Regions from separate parts of the Mus musculus genome. Here region 1 is linked to region 2. Evidence: chromatin loops called from intact Hi-C (ENCODE). Cell type or tissue: left cerebral cortex. All regions are shown on one strand.

Region 1 (8,000 bases), 61 kb after region 2:
TTTTCCCTGTGCAGTGAGCTCAGTGAACTTTTCTTTCTTAAAATAAAAGCGCTACTTCTCTGCTCTCATGTAATTCTGTAACTGCAAGTTCATGCCTGGATGGCCTGTGATTCCGAGGTTTATTTCTTTCTGAGAGTTAAGAGTTATTGTATAACTTGCTTGTGCAGATGCTGGACTGTGACTTCATGTGTGCATAGTGCTTTCTGCTGAAATAGTTATGTGGGGTTTTTCAGGAAAAATAATGAGTCTGAGGAAAATAATAAAAAGGCTTTTGATTATGTATCATTGTATAACAAGGAAGTGTGTAACCAATAAAGACTGCAGTGAACGAGAGAGAGAGAGAGAGAGAGAGAGAGAGAGAGAGAACCAAAAGCTGTCTCCGAGCTCAGCTTCAGAACAACAGTGAGTCACTTGTCAGCTTGCACCTGCAAAAAAAGAAAAAAGTGCTAAACAACAAAAATGTCCACCAACAGCATCAGCAAATAAAGGAAGAAAAAAAAAAAAACTATGCTATGTCTGTTGTTGATACCACTCCAAAATAAAAAAGAAATTAATGGTATTTGTAACGGAATGGAGGGACCACATACATATCAGACACAAGCAAGTATACATTATGTGACTTCGTTAATATTAGATTCCACAACAGGCAAAACTAATGTGTGTTTAGAGGAAGCAGATGAGTGCTTAGCTGGGGCTGGGGACAAGAAGTTGAACAGAGCAGAGGGGTGCTTATTACACGTAACAGTTTTTTTGTTTGTAGTGATGAGCGATCGGGTGTATACTGTCAAAATCCACGGAGCTGTGTAGTCAGAATGAGCGCACACTGTTGCATATGAATTATTACTCCAAATACCCTGAGACCTCATTTCTAGAGAAAAATCTAGCCCTAGCAGCCTTCCTGCCTTAATTTTCCTCCTGGCTGACCTAGTATAATGCTGCATCTAGTGGATGTTATGTGCAAAAACTGAAAAATTAACAGATAATTCCATGTTGATTCATGTCTCTGAGCTTCCAGGAAAACCCCTCCCTCCTCAAATGTTAATTCTTCCAAGAAGCATTCCGGAGATCCCCAGACTGGTGACTCCTACAACACTCTGATCACAGCTCTGTCTTACTCCCACCTTTCAAAATTAATTATTAAGTCTTTGATCCACTGCTTATAAGCTACAAGAAGCCAACAAATCCATCCTGGTAGTTTTTATTATATCATCTCCTAGTCCAGTATTTACTAATTGCATGTGCTTCCTAACTGTCAAAAAGAATGGTTGCTTCAGAAGGTTCTGGAAGCGGGAACCTCAGAGGTTCTATTTGGTTTCTGTTCCTGTCAGAGAGGTCCAAAGAGCCATGAGATCTCATTTCCAGAGAAAAATCCCTGCATGTGCAGCCTTCCTGCCTTAACTTACCCCCGCCAGAACTAAGCAACAGACACACGCCTTGTTCTCTAGGGTCTCATAACTGTTCACGGACATCCTACAGAGCAAATTGTTGAGCATCAAAAAGGCAGGTGTGTCTCCTCCCTAGAAGGTCTTAAAAATGGGCCCTGCCTCTGAGGTGCCTAGATACAGGAAAACGTGACTGTGACCTTTTAGAGCTGGGTGCCTGTACTTCTCTATGTCTTTGGCAGCTTCCTTTATTCTTCATCTTTCTCTGGCGGCTTCCTTTTTGTCTTAGTTCTATAGCACTTTCCCAGCGCTTCTGCTTGGGTTGGCTCTTCCTTCTTCCCTGGTAGGACTGATCTCCATCCTGGATTTTCATAGAGTATTTTGCTCGACCCAGCCTCTTCCCCTCTGCTCCCCATCCCCACCCGCCTCTCCTACGCCCCCGCGGGAAGCAGGGTTCCTCACGAAGCCCAGAGGTGGGAGGTGGGCCCTGGCGCCGGTCCGCCCCTCAGTGCGTGTGCGAATGCCTGTGTGGCGGTGACGCGCAGGCGACGGCGGGAAGGGGAGGGAGAGAGAGGGAGGGAGGCCACCGACCGCCAGAGCTGCTGGGCTGCTGGGCTCCTGCGCGCTCACGCTCCCCGCCGCCCGCCTAGGCGCAGGCAGGGCGCAGGCGGCGGCGGGCGGCATGGAGAGCCTGCTGGAGAACCCGGTGCGCGCCGTGCTCTACCTCAAGGAGCTCACGGCCATCGTGCAGAACCAGCAAAGCCTCATCCATACCCAGCGCCAGCGCATCGATGAGCTGGAGCGGCGTCTAGACGAGCTGAGCGCGGAGAACCGCAGCCTGTGGGAACACCAGCAGTTGCTGCAAGCCCAGCCTCCGCCTGGGCTGGTTCCCCCGCCGCCGTCTGCCCCACTGCCTGCTCCTGCAGTCACTGCTCCGGCCGCCGCTGCGGCCCAGGAACCGCTTCAGGACCACGGACAGCTCATACCCGCTTCACCGGAGCCGCCGCTTCAGCACCACGGTCAGCTCCTGGCGCAGCCCCAACCTGCACCCAGCAGCAGGGTTCAGACTCCTCAGTCGCCCCACCAGCACCCGGTGGCACCCGGGGCCATAGCTGACAAGGAGAAGGAGCGTCCCTCGAGTTGTTGTGCTGCCGCGGGAGCCCTGCTTCAACACGCATCCCCCGCCGCCCTCGGCAAGGGCGTCCTGAGCAGGAGACCCGAGTGAGTGGGGACAAGGAGGTGGGAGAAGCAAGTGGGTGTGAGGAAATGGGAAATCTGTGTGTAAGAGTGAAGGACTTGAGCACTGTGAAGTGAAGCGGGCAAAAATGCCTTGGGTAAAAAAATGTGTCAAGGAGAGTCCCGCAAAGGAGGGCTTGAGATCCGCGTTGGAAGGTCTGTGGTGGTTGGAGCCAAAGGAAGTATTTGGACCATCTTTGGAGCAAAAAATGAGAGGAATGGGCTTTAACTGGTTGGGGATAATGATAACTTCCAGAAATTAAGGGAGATAAAATTGGGAGGAAGTTGGGGGCAAAAAAATTAAGCCAAAGCAGGGGACCATTGAAGGATTTAAGCTAGGAAAAATTCGGAAGTGAGTTTGCATAGTACAACTGTTTAAATAAAGAGTGAGACACCAAAACAGACTTGATCAGGAAGTTTAAGCGCTTTATAGGGGCTGGGGTCCAGCAGCAAGGATTAGAGTGGGTAGGATAAAGCAAAGGACAGGAGGTGGGGGGGGAACGGGAACAGGCAGGGGAGCTGGATACAGGAAGATGAATGGTGGGAGACAGCGCTGCCCAGGGGAAGGAGCTGGCTCTTTATCTGATGCAGTGGGAGTCAGAGCCAGGAGTGGCTCACTTGGGAAAGCTTTCTCCCTTCTGACCCAAGTGAACATCTTTATGCTGAGCCTCTATAGTGCCAAGGCATACGCAGAAACAACCCTCCAGACTCCTGGATGTCTCTGTTTCAGCTTGAGGACTCACCTGGCTGGAGCTCTCCACTGACTCAGAAGCTTATCTGGGTTCAAATCATGGGAAGAGAACAATGAGATCAGAGACAGCTGGAAAGCAGTTTCTTGAATGTAATGCCTCTATAAATCTCTGTGGTGGCCTCTTATGGCAAGCCTTGTTTCCCTTTGGTTATTAGGAAACCTCATCTTGGATTCCAGGAGAAATATTAATTGTCCCCACGCAGAGTCTAGGGCCTCAAGATTTCTTTTCACTTGTGAGGTCCATGGTATAGGAATGTGGGAGGATGAGATAAAGGGGGCTGGAACGTTTTCTCCTCTGTATTGAAAGAGCCTGGCGATGCTGTCAGTATTGCTTCTTTTTAGACAGGCGAGAGAAGAACAGCCCCGTGGCAATCAGTACCTGGTTAGCAGTGGCCTTCATGGTGTGATGCTACAGGAGAGGGAGGGGCAAGTGAGGAGAGCCGCCGAGTGCCTCATCTCTATTTGCATGTGCTTTATGTCTGGAAGACACTTGTGAAGACTGGCTGCATCACTTAAAAGCTCACCTCTTCTCTGCCCCCTACCTCACTTTCCTCTCCCATCAAAGTGGAGTTTAAAAGGTGAAGTAGGCATGCTTGATCACAGGGTAGGTTTGGACAGAAGCACAGAAGCTCAGGGATGACCTGGCTTGATAGACCTGAAGCATCTGATTCAAGACCCAAAAAAATCCTCCGTGGCCTATTTGTCTTTCAGTTTTATGGCTGTCTTTTTTTTCCCCCCTTGGTCTGAAAACCAGAGAGTTGGGTTTTCCTCAATGTCCACAACTCAGCTAAAGGCAACATTCTTCCACGATATTATATAGCCTTTTCCCCCAACAGAGGGAACAATTCCACCCCACTACCATGGGGGCAGCCATAGAGGCCTGACACTTAGAATTCTTCACTTGAATTCTCTCCTCATTATATCTGGTATCCTCTTTCTCTCCTATTACAGCCTCAGTGTCTTTGCAACTTGTTGGGAAGCTGTGATTGATAAGAATTGATGACTGATCTTGTTCTTGGAGAAAGACTTCTCTGTGGCCCCCAAAGGGTCCCAGAGAGCCCATGCCTTCTATACAGATGTTCCTGCTAGGAGTCCAGAGGTTGAGGAATCACCTGGATTCCTCTCGGGCCTCACATGTCAATACCATGTGACATCCTTGAACTCTGTCTTCCCTACCCTGTTTCTGCTTCCCATGGACCAAAAATAAGAACCAACCAGCATGGTGGAAGGCAATGGAAGATGCTGTGAACATGTTACTAGGCACTAAGGGGTTTATCGTAACATTAGCTTCTCTGGAGTCTCCAGCCTTTTTCAGGCCTAGATACCCAGAAACATCAAGAGTGAGCACATAGTTACCTTACTTCCCTTCAACTTTCTTCCCTTCTTTGTGAAGTAAAGCACACCTCGGATGGCTGGAGGTCCCTGGAATGATATTTCTCTCCCATGTTTTTGCCTGACTTCAAGCAACATCTCCCCCATAGAACTCAGGAGTGAATCACTGTGGCTCATTAATTTAGCTCACTCTGTCCTCTACCCATGGCCTCATGGATGTTTATCCTTTGGGAATTCCTTAGCCCATGGGGCAAGGATAGATGGATCCAGCAGGTAGAGAGAGACCTCCATGTATAGGGTGAAGGAAGGGACCAGGACCAGCAGCCAGTGCCCCTGAGCCCCACCTGGACCAGTGCCCCTGAGCCCCACCTGGTCCTATCCCATGCTTCTGCTAAGTCAGTTCCCTATTGTGCAGAGAGGGAAGAGATGGAACAGGAAGGTCTTCAGATCACAAGTTTCCTGCAAAGCTTTGCTTATTCCTCTCTGTCCTCATTACAAAAGGAGAATGTAGGTCTATATAGGTGACTACAGATGGGTAAACACTGTTAGATACCGTACACACACACACACACACACACACACACACACACACACACACACACACACACACATTGCCAGCCACACAGTCGGCTCTCTCCTTCAAGTCCTCTTCTTTCCCAACTCTGGGAAGGAGCACAGGAGCTCAGGAGCTGAGAAATGATAGATCATTTAGTGGCCATCTGATAGGGATTAGTGTGCAGCCTGGCCTCTCTCCCTCCTTCAGCTGGGGGACACACAAAGGAGTTGGCCTTGGGATCCAAGCTAAGAAAGCAGCAGTGTGGAGGCGGGTGAGTACAGCCATATTACAGAAGCCCTAGGGGTTAGCGTCCTTTCTCTGCCTGCTTCCCGCTCCTGCTAGCGCAAGCCCCAATGTTTATGCTATTTAATGGAAGCAGCAAGCATAGCTTCTTCCTCTTTGTTTTTTTTTTCCAATCAAGGCTCACAGCATCTACGGAATTGATTATTATCTTTTTCCTGGCTGGAGCCAGGTCTCAGCCTGACCTGGAAAAGACCCCTTGCTATAGAAGCTGCCTTTGTGACCATGGCTTCCATTACAGCATATTTGCCCACCTACTCAATCACTGCTTAGTTAGGATCCCAGGGCTTCTCTGTGTCCCCAGCCCCAGAAGCAGGTGATTAATCACATCGAGGTAAGGTTTGGGCGTCATGCTTCAAATTCACCATTTTCTCTGTACTTCCTGACTCAGTGTGGAAGTCTAAGTGCCCTTAGTACTTACTATGGCTTCGACTTTTCCTCCCTTACCCTCCTGGAGCATCCTTCCCTCCTTCATTACTTTCCTCCTTCTCGTCTTTCCCCCCTCTTTTCTTGAATGTTCCCCCCCCCTTGTTTTTCTCCTAATAAAGATCATGCCCATGGCTTTGAACATGCTAAGCACATGTTCTAGCACTGAGCTCCACCCCCTAGCACCACATGAAACACATCTTCAGTCATCTCTAGAGTTCTTTAGCATCATACTGCCCAGGGCCTGGGGACAGCGCAATGATTTATGCAGATGCCTTTTAGCGGGAGTTGACTAGGATGCTGACTGGAGCAGATATCTCTACTGTTGAGTGAGGGTGGTCTTCCTGAAGGTGGCAAGTGTCTGACTGGCTCACCCTGAAAGCTCTCCAGAGTGTGGAGTTCTATCAGTGAGCTAAATGTATCAGGTGTTCTGTCTCTTTAAAAGCCTGAATTCTGCGCTGTGGAAAGACAGGAAGGAAGGAAGTGGGCCTTACATGACATATAACAAGGCACATCTAGAAATGTTTAAGCAAGTGTAAGCATACTGCAGCCGTCTAGAGCCATCTACTCTCTGAATATTATAGAGTAAAAAGAATGGGCATACGCAGAGATTTGGAACCAGAGGGAAGGGTTTCTTGGCTAGAGGTGAGGGCTTGTGTCAGAAAATAGTAAGAGCCAAAGATAGCCAGAAATGAAACTGTCTATCAGATTCAGTCCTGGGATACATCTGTGTTACACGCAGACATCACTCCTCTCTCTGACAGAGCGTCCCTGCCTGAGTCATGTCAGTGGGTAGGGGCAGTCTCAGCATGTCTTGAGCCTAGACATGCCTTGTTGCCATAGCTCACTCCTCTCCTGTCCATTTGCTGCCATCACTAGCCAGAGGATTCCAAACACACTAGTTAGAAAGTGGGGTCCGAGGAAGGCTCACTTGAGGAGGGAGTGAAACCTTTTATTCACTCCTGGAATCTGATAAAGAGCAGATTTACAAAATTTGCATGCCAGACCTTTGCAAAGGTCCAGACCAAACCTCCTTCTGCCCCCTTTAATTCAGAAACAAACAAACAACAACACCCCCACAGCTTTTGAGGCTCAAGCCATTCCCCAGCCCATGCATCCATCTTCCTTCCCCCCCCCCATCTCTTCCCACATTGTGTGGGCAACACCACAGGGCCCCACAGAACCATCCTGGCACAGGTCCCTCTTGGCCCCAACCCAAGAAAGAGGCACAGCAGTTGGTACTGCTGATTCAGCAAGTATCTGTGCAGCCTGAATTCCAAAGGTTGCTTCCAGGGGAGGAGAGGGAGAGAGACTGGGTTAGGGATGGGTGGGAAGGGAAGGAGAGGGGTTGTGGTATGAAAAAGAAAAGCAAGCTAGGACCCATAGCTGGGAGCAAGGTCTCTAAGGAAACCCAGCTTGAGTTTAAACCCCATGTAAAGATTTTTACCCTAACTTCTCTTATTGGGAAGCCAGAGCATCCCGCCTCCCCCCCACAGGGGTCCAGACATAAACTTCATGGTCCAGGACCCAGTACGGCAGGGCAGCAGCTTCGTAAGAGGTTCTAGGGACACTCATCACACTGGCAGGTTCTCAACTGGGATAATTCTGGCAGGCTTCCAAGCTCAGGACACTGCAGCAACTTTCTGCTTCACTCTGGAAAAGCACCAAGTACTGGTCTCTATAGAAGCTGCAAAGGGCTTCTCGTTTCTGTGTAGGGAGGGGATATCTGGGTGTCAGTTCTGGTTCTGAAAGCCTTCTCAGAAAGAAAAAGATAGGAGTGCAGTGAGGAGACAAGCTGGAGCTCTTGGCTGGAAAGCTGGGGAGCCACCGAAGCCCAGAACGCTTAGGGTCTAAGCATCTGAGAACCTGGGATCTCAGAGGCACACACAGGTCTGGGGTACCTCACCTCATCCCACTTTCTTCTTCCAGTTCTTAAGAACTCCAAACTGTTACTTACTTAGCACTGTTCTGGGCTCTCACTAAGCACTTAATACATCACGGTATTTCAATGTATGAA
Region 2 (8,000 bases):
GGGGAATTTGTATCAATAATAATCAGAGTTGTTATGGAAAGATGTGTATTTATTCTTGTCACTTTTTCCTGTTCTTGTGGCATTTTCTCAGATGTCTTTCTGTTACTGTTCTGGCTCTGTTGTTTGTTTTTTCTTCTCCTGTAACCTCTTAAGTGTGTATATCCTTCTCAGTATAGCACATTCCATCCAGTGCTCTCTGTACAGATGGCTTAGCTGTTGTAAATTCCTTTGATCTGTTCTTATCGTGGAAAATATTTATCTATCCTCTAATTATGATGGAGTGCCTTGCTAGGTATAATATCCTGATTACCACTTGTGGTCATTGAGAACTTGAAAACCATCTTTCCTCCTGGCATTAAAAGTGTCTATCAGAGAATTAGCTTTTATTTGTGTTGGCCTGCTTTTATGCATGACTCAGCCCTCCTCTCTCTCAGTTTTTAATGTGCTTTTCTTATTCTATATTCTTAGGGTTTTAACTACAATATGCTGTGAAGAGATTTTTCTTCTCTTGTATATTTTACATTTCATCTGTGTCCTGTACCTGGAAGGGGATCTCTTCCCCTAGAGTTGAGAACTTTTCTTCTCTGATGATTTGGCCTTTTCAAGGTACCCCCCAAAGTCCCAAAGTCCTAGCTCATTCGTTTTTAAAAATCTCTTCTTTATTTCATTCAACTATTTGTATTGGTTTTGTTTGTTTGATTGATTTTTTTTGTTTTTGGGTTTGTTTGGTTTTTTTAGTACATCCATGTCTATTATGAGTTATTTGAATGCATTTATGTGTGTCCTTTTGAACTTTTTTTCTGGAAGTTCTTCCTAGTGGTCCTCATTAGAAGCCATTGAGGTGGCAGTGGTAATTTTTGGAGGAGACAGGTCACTTTGGATTTTGTGTTGTTTATATTTATGAACCAAAGCTTACATGTCTGGAGTCAGTTTATTGGTTGGATTTTCCTTTTTCTGTCTTTTTTTTTTTAATCCTTTGAAAGTTTCACATTTGCATTGCCTTATTCTTCTGTTGCTGTGCAGAGACACCAAGGCCAGGGCAATTCTTATAGAAGAAAGTGTGTGATTGGGGCTGGCTTTGGGTTTTAGAGAGTTAGTCCATCACCATCATGGCAGGGATAGTGCTGGAGAAGTAGCTGAGCGCTTCATCCTAAGCCACAGACAGCTGCAGAGAGAGGGACAGTGGGCCTGGCATGGACTTTTAAAACCTCAAAGCCCTCCCCCAGGAATGCACCTCTTCCAACAAGAATACACTTACTCCAACAAAGCCATACCGCCTAATCCTTCCAAACAGTCCATCAACTAGAGACTAAGTGTGCAAATATGAGTCTATTGGGGGTATGCTTATTCAAACCACCACGTGTGTACAATATATCTTCATCATACCCACCTCTCACTCCTCCCTCTAACAACACCCCTCCCCCAGGTTCCTTTCTTCATAGCTCCTTTGTTGTTGTTGTTGTTGTTGTTGTTGTTGTTGTTGTTTTAAATCAAGTAAGGCATGAAAAATATGGTTTCTGTGAAGCTTATCATGGACCCCTACATGGAGAAGCTAACATGGTATCCACCTTGAGTTTGTGTGAACTTAGGCAGAGCTGAGAGGCAGGAGCAGGATAGCAGTGGCTGAGTTACTGTGGTGTGACTGGACTAGGGACATGGAGATAAACATTTTTAGTATCTTAGTTAGTCCTGGTCCCATTGTAAACCTTCTCTTTTGGAAGTGCCCCAGATTCCTGGATCAGGGTCAAGTCCTAGCCCTGGCTTGAAGGTCTTCATATACTCTTTATGGAAAGCAAAATCCAGAATGTTCTGAGACTATGTTATAATGACCAGCACCATAGAAAATCAGCATACAAAAACCAGTAGGTATTGTATATACCAATAATGAATAGAAAGACTCCACATCCGTGAATATGCAGAATAAATATTGCGACAATGGATGTACTCCTAAAACAATGTACTGATTCAATGCAACCTTTATCAAAATACTACTAATAATGTTCTTTACAAGTATAAAGAAACAGTCATATAACTCACATAGAAGCATCACAAACAGCCAAAACAATCCCGACAGAGAGCTGTGTTAGAAGCGTCGTAAGACCGGATTTTAAATTGCACTACACAGTCACGGTATCAAAATCTGTACAGTGCAGACTGGAACAGCCACACAGATCCAAGGAGGAGAACAGAAGACCCAGAAGAAGCCTCTCAGATGAAGACACCTGGCTTTTGGCAAAGGTGCAAAAGCACCTAGAGGAGAGACGGCTTCTTCAGAGAGCAGCGCTCAGACAACAGAATATCCTCAGGCAACGGAATGAAATTAGACACCTATCTCTCAGTCTACAAAAGCCAACTCAAAGCAGATCGAAGACTTTACTATGAGACCACTAGGTGGAAACACCTTGACACATAAGCACAAACTTCCCAAATAGGACTCCAACGTCTCCAGAAATTAAAGCAGATCTGCATGAAATTAAAAATAGATTATCCAGAGCAAAAACCAAAGTTAACAGAATTAACAGAGAGCCTTCAGAATGGGAGAAAGCATCCACTATGGGATTAATATATATGTAATATATAAGTAACTGAAAAAAAGCATCAAAAATAAATATTAAATAATCCAAATTAAAGCCGGGTGGTGGTGGCCCACGCCTTTAATCCCAGCACTTGGGAGGCAGAGGTAGGCGGATTTCTGAGTTCGAGACAAGCCTGGTCTACAGAGTGAGTTCCAGGACAGCCAAGGCTACACAGAGAAACCCTGTCTCGAAAAAAACAAAGCAAAGCAAAACAAAACAACAAAAAAAGCCAAATTAACCAGTGAATGCATCGAGCAGTCAGTTTTCAAAGTGCAGTGCCTAGGAACTCATATAAAATGTTGAATGTTCATAACTATCAGGGAATTGTAAGCCAGAATTGCATTAAGATTTCATTCTGTACCTATCAGTGACTGGTGATGGTAAGGCAGGAGGGGGAGGGACCTTGTACACCGCTGTTGAAATTGCAGATTAGTGAAGCTACGCGGAAACCCATAGGAAGCTTCCCCCCAAACTAAAGTAGAACTGCCTTGAGCCAGCTGTGCCTCTCCCGAGGCCATACGCAAGAGTCTAAGCCGGTATATCAGAGAGAGTCCTACAAACCTATGTTGCAACACAACTCACAAAAGGCAAGTCATAGAATCAGCATACAGGGTTTTATTCATCCACAAAGAATAAAATTATATCTTTTTCAAGAAAGTGGGTGAGACCAGCAGCAATCATTACATCGAGCAAAATAAGCCAGACTTTGGCAAATTTTGCTTGCTTTCTCTTATAAATGGGCTTAGGTTGCGTCTTGATTCTACCACTGTGTGCTTTGACTTACAAGTGCACTTTAGTTTCCTAGTGCAGACTGAGAGGCAGGAGACAGTACTGGCTGCCTCAGAGGGATGTCCCAGAAATGGGGTTTGCCTTAGATGGAAACTGCTCTCTTATATAACCCTTAGAAGGATCCACTGGAGACCCTTCACCTCTGGTTGCCTCATCCCCTGCCTCAGCTTGACCAGTCTCAAACTTATGCTCCCAAACCCACTTGGGCACTTTACCCATGTGCTGGAAGGATGCTGGATGGTGGCCCCACGCAGCTAATTCTTACCTAGCCTACCCTCCTGTACCCAGGTCTTGGGATAATAACAAAACAGGAAAATCTCAACACATGCAGCCCCAGAGATGTCCACTGAGTGGCGCTGCTGTACCATATCTCCCTGCCCTGCTCTTGTTTCAGGCTGTTCTGGTGATCCTCCTCCACCTGAGCTCACACTTCTCCCAAAGAAAGCCATTCCATAGTCCCAGATTTTAATGTAATGCCTTCTACTCCCGGTAATGCCTTCCTGCATCCAGTTCCAAGTTTTTCCCTCTTACAAATTTAAATTGTAGTATGTACGTTTTAGAAAATGTTATTTTCTTTATAGAAATCAGAGAATCAAATGGAAAAACAGATGGTAATTTCACACACAGAAGATTTGTCATTGTTATTATGTTTTATTTATCTTCCTATGCATCACCTTTACTTAAGAGTACGTTTTTTTTAATGCTATTATTATGTCATGCTATTATATTTTACACTCTTCCTTGTCTGCAAGTTTAGATTTATTCCACCGTGTCCCACTGTGATATATCCCAACTATCCAAGCGCATTTCACAGTCATTCTCATTTTGTTAGCAGTTTAGAACGTTGCTCCTTCTGCTTCTGTTGTTCATCATTCTATGATAACTGTGAACAGAGCGCTGCTGGGATTATTGTCTCCCTCTCCACGATGAAGAGTGCTGCATTGCTGTCAGGACTTTTGGACCCTCGGCCATGCTTCCTGGTCTCCATCCTCCTTATAGCTTTCTTCTCAGAGTACTAGGTTGCCCTTGATGCTGAAATCAGCTCAAACTTGGCTGGTAGGACCCCGCCCCCACTCCCTACCTCTGCCCCACCCCCACCCCAGCCAGCTTTAATAACACTGTGGATGGGTTCCCAGCTTCTTGGAATGCCCCTTTCTCATCTCCAGTGTAGGCCCACTCCCTTTCCAAGGTACTTCCTTGCCCTCCGTGGAGAAAATGTTCAGAAACATAGGTGACCTTGGCTCCTGGATTTACCGGGCATTTCGGTAGACAGGCCTGGGAAGTGCATATTCATAAGCACGCGTCTGTGTTGATATTTCTGAGTCAAATCCCAGAATTAATTCGACCTCGTCTTGCCTTTGTCTTGGCACAGCTGCGCGTAGACGGAGGATGTACACCTACTGATGAGGAAAGGATCTGGGACAGTCTGTTGCCAAGCAACCACGTGGCTTCTCACCACACTGACATTAAGGTGGTTGCTCTGCCCCTGCCCCACTACACTAAGTATAAATAAAAGTTACGACTGCTAACAACAACAAAAGCATCCTATGGAACTCATTTACCTCTTTCTCTTTTGTTCTTATAAGGTTAATAAAGCTATGAGCCAGGCAGTGGTGGCGCACGCCTTTAATCCCAGCACTTGGGAGGCAGAGACAAGCAGATTTCTGAGTTCGAGGCCAGCCTGGTCTACAGAGTGAGTTCCAGGACAGCTAGGGCTACACAGATAAACATTGTCAAGAAAGAAAGAAAGAGAGAGAGAGAGAGGGAGGGAGGGAGGAAAAGGTTATAAAGCTATGTAAAACCAGGATGCTGTCGTGCACTTGTGTTGTTAATCTGACACATGGCTAGGCATTAATTTGATGAGGGAGGGGCTTATTTTCAACTTCAGAGTTTCTTGTTTTCTGTAGGTTTAGTTCAGTTTTTCAAACATGTAAACATTCATAGGTTTCAAAAGTTAAATATATATTTAACATATATATTTATTTACATATATTATGTAATATTATTATGTAATAATTATATAATATATATTTAATACACACATATATGCATACATATATATACATATATGTATGCATACATATATATACATATATATGGAAGATACCTTCAGGGAAGCCTAGTGCCGCTGTCCCTCACAGACCATGGTTAGCCTCCAACTTCCGAGCACCTCCACGTGTACTTGCATATGCATGAAAAAGACTCTCCCAGGCTTTCTTCCATCTGTGAAGTTATCAGAAATCTAAAATTCTAATCCCTCTGGAAAACCTGTCATTCTTGGACTTTGTTGGTGGCTCCATGGCAGAATTTGACAGCCTTCGATGAGTTAGATATAGCTTTACTCTTGAACCCAGCAATCCTGAATCTAAAGTTCACCCAGAAGTTCCAACCCATAGATACCATCAACATGTACTCGGATTCTTCTTGGGAAGCTACTTGCTAGATAGGCAGGCTGTCCATCAAAGGTCGTGGGAGGCCTGAGCCCAGCTCCATCCACCAAAATGAGGAGACCAGGAGTAGTTAAGTGTGCTGGACAGAGGGACTGTCAGGACATGCAGGCAACCGATCACTAAGTGGTCAATGGTTCAGGGGTGACCAATGTCATAAAAAGGCAAAACAAAACCACTAGGGGAACAGGGCACTGGCTGTGTGGGCCCCAGGAACAAGATGTTGAAAGACAAATGGCATCTATTCTTGGAAAATCATTTCTTTGTCTTTTTCTTTTTTGGTCTTATGGAGTTATAAAGCTATCTTTGTCATTCTGAGGAACACTATTCACCTTAGAGAAAGGGTCTTATTGGCCCAGAGATCACCACTTAGGTAAGGCTATCTGGCCACCTAGCACAGGGGGCTCCTGTCTCTGCTGCCAACCCTGGGATTAGAAGTGTGCTCCACAATGCCCAGTATCTTCACCTGCACTCTGGGATCAAACTCAGGTCCTAGTGTTTGCAAGGCACGTGCTCTCTGGGGAGCCATCTCCACAGCCTCTAGGGAGTCTTAGTCAAAGGTTTGGACCAAGTCCCTGGCCATGCAGATCTTTGTAGAATCTCCACTCGTGACTTTCCTGCATAACCAGAGTTGAGCATCTTTGAGTCAAGTGTGCCAACTTTCTTTGCTGTTTAAATAAGGATGCCAACACCGCATGTCATTAACAGTCTCGTAGGTTGATTGATTTGTTGGCTGGCTCAAAAATGAGAGTTATTTTTCATTTTGTTTTGATTGATTTTTTAAGTCTTGATCTAGATAGCCCAGCTGGGTTGGAGCTTACTATGTAGTTTAGGTTGCGCTGCAACTCTCAATCCTCCAGTCTCCAATCCTCAAGTGTCCCTCCAGGTCTATGCTACTGTACTCAGGTAAAAAGGAGTTTTCTGTCTGCTAATTTGCCACCAGTCATTTCCTATTACGTGTGTCTGCTGCCTCCTAGCCCAGGCTTGCCCTTCCTCCCTCTTCTGAGGTGTCATAGGGTCGTGACTTACCTGGTTTGGGGGAGTAGTTGGAAGCTGAGTGAGTGGTGGGGTTTTCTTATGCTAAAGACCTGCGTCCAGTATAGGAAGAGCCATGTGCCTCCACTCTGGCCCTTGTGGTCTAGAACCAGATCTTACCTGCTTCTCTCTTGCTGTTCCCTACCATCTACATTTGATATGGCCAGGTGGATGAGGGTTGGGAATATCTCTCCCTAGGCTGGGAAATTTGGGGGCGAAGAGCCCGCATGAGACTCTGCTGTACAGAATGGTCTGGTCTACACTTCTATTTATCAGCTCCTCCCTGAGTCTTATCCAGTCATGTGATCTTCCTAACACTGTCCTGGGGCTAATTATATTTGATGTTAATTCTGTTCTCCTGAGAGGTGTTGTGAACAAGGAATGAGTCAGCACTCAAGTGGTTTCCTGTAAACCTGCTTCCCACCTTAATTTGTAAAATAAAGGAGAGTTGAGGATTGGGCAGATAAAGAGAAGGTGGGGCAGAAGGTGGAGAGAGAGAAGAAGGAGAAAATGGTAGAGGGAGAGGACACAGAGGAGGAGGAGGAAGAAGAAGAAAAGCAGAGCAGAAGCACATGCCCTGGAGAAACCGAAAGTTCTAAGGGGTCTCATAGATGTGGAAGATGATAGTGCAGCGGTAGATCTGCCCAATCTAGGTGCACAGCATGTAATCATATGAACTGTGTTGTGTTTTCATTGCCGGGGCATATTTGAGCTGGAGGATTACCGCAACACTGTCCTTGTCCCCATCTTTTGCCGCTGCCCTTCCAATCAGCAGATAAGATTGACAAACCAGAATAGGAAGCTGTCTTCGAGGGTTACAGCTAGCAGCCTTCCCACAATGCCCCTCCCCCCCCCCAAGTGCAGGGAATGCTGGTCGGTCCTGGCATCAAAGAGATCTGTCATTGCTGGCACAAGAGGAGTAGCATCCACCCAGACTCTTACTAAGGAAGGTCCTCCCATCCTCATCCCTTGGGTTCTTAGGTTAGTTTTCGGTAGCCCTCCAGGCATCACCGTAAGGACACAGCTTAGGAGAGCACACTGCTCTGTTCTCTGAGGTTGGTTATATCAGTCCTTGTCCCAGCAAGGGTACAGATCTCAGAGTACATCTTCAAAGACTCTCCTAGGATGTCAATTCCTTAATTCATCCCGGATG

The links. Peaks named below come from ENCODE experiments on the same cell type or tissue, not always from the same donor. Only the 100,000 strongest peaks of a DNase experiment are listed, where the experiment ranks them.
Region 1: it touches region 2 in a loop (4-fold over the local background); 3 of 42 quality-filtered maps call a loop at or near these places.

The regions. Positions count from the first base shown.
Region 1 is chr6:121,467,628-121,475,627 of GRCm38, reverse strand. Iqsec3 (IQ motif and Sec7 domain 3) reads left to right here and starts at 1,950. Exons shown (of 14, transcript NM_001033354.3): 1 at 1,950-2,603. The coding sequence starts at 2,065. In left cerebral cortex, no CTCF peak of the experiment used is centred here; DNase peaks (open chromatin) are centred at 6,409, 6,694, 7,193, 7,657 and 4 more places; H3K4me3 peaks cover 2,785 bases; H3K27ac peaks cover 2,477 bases.
Region 2 is chr6:121,528,791-121,536,790 of GRCm38, reverse strand. No RefSeq gene overlaps it. Among named protein-coding and RNA genes, the nearest start is that of Iqsec3, 59 kb to the right of the region's middle. In left cerebral cortex, a CTCF peak has its summit at 3,716; DNase peaks (open chromatin) are centred at 3,718 and 4,759.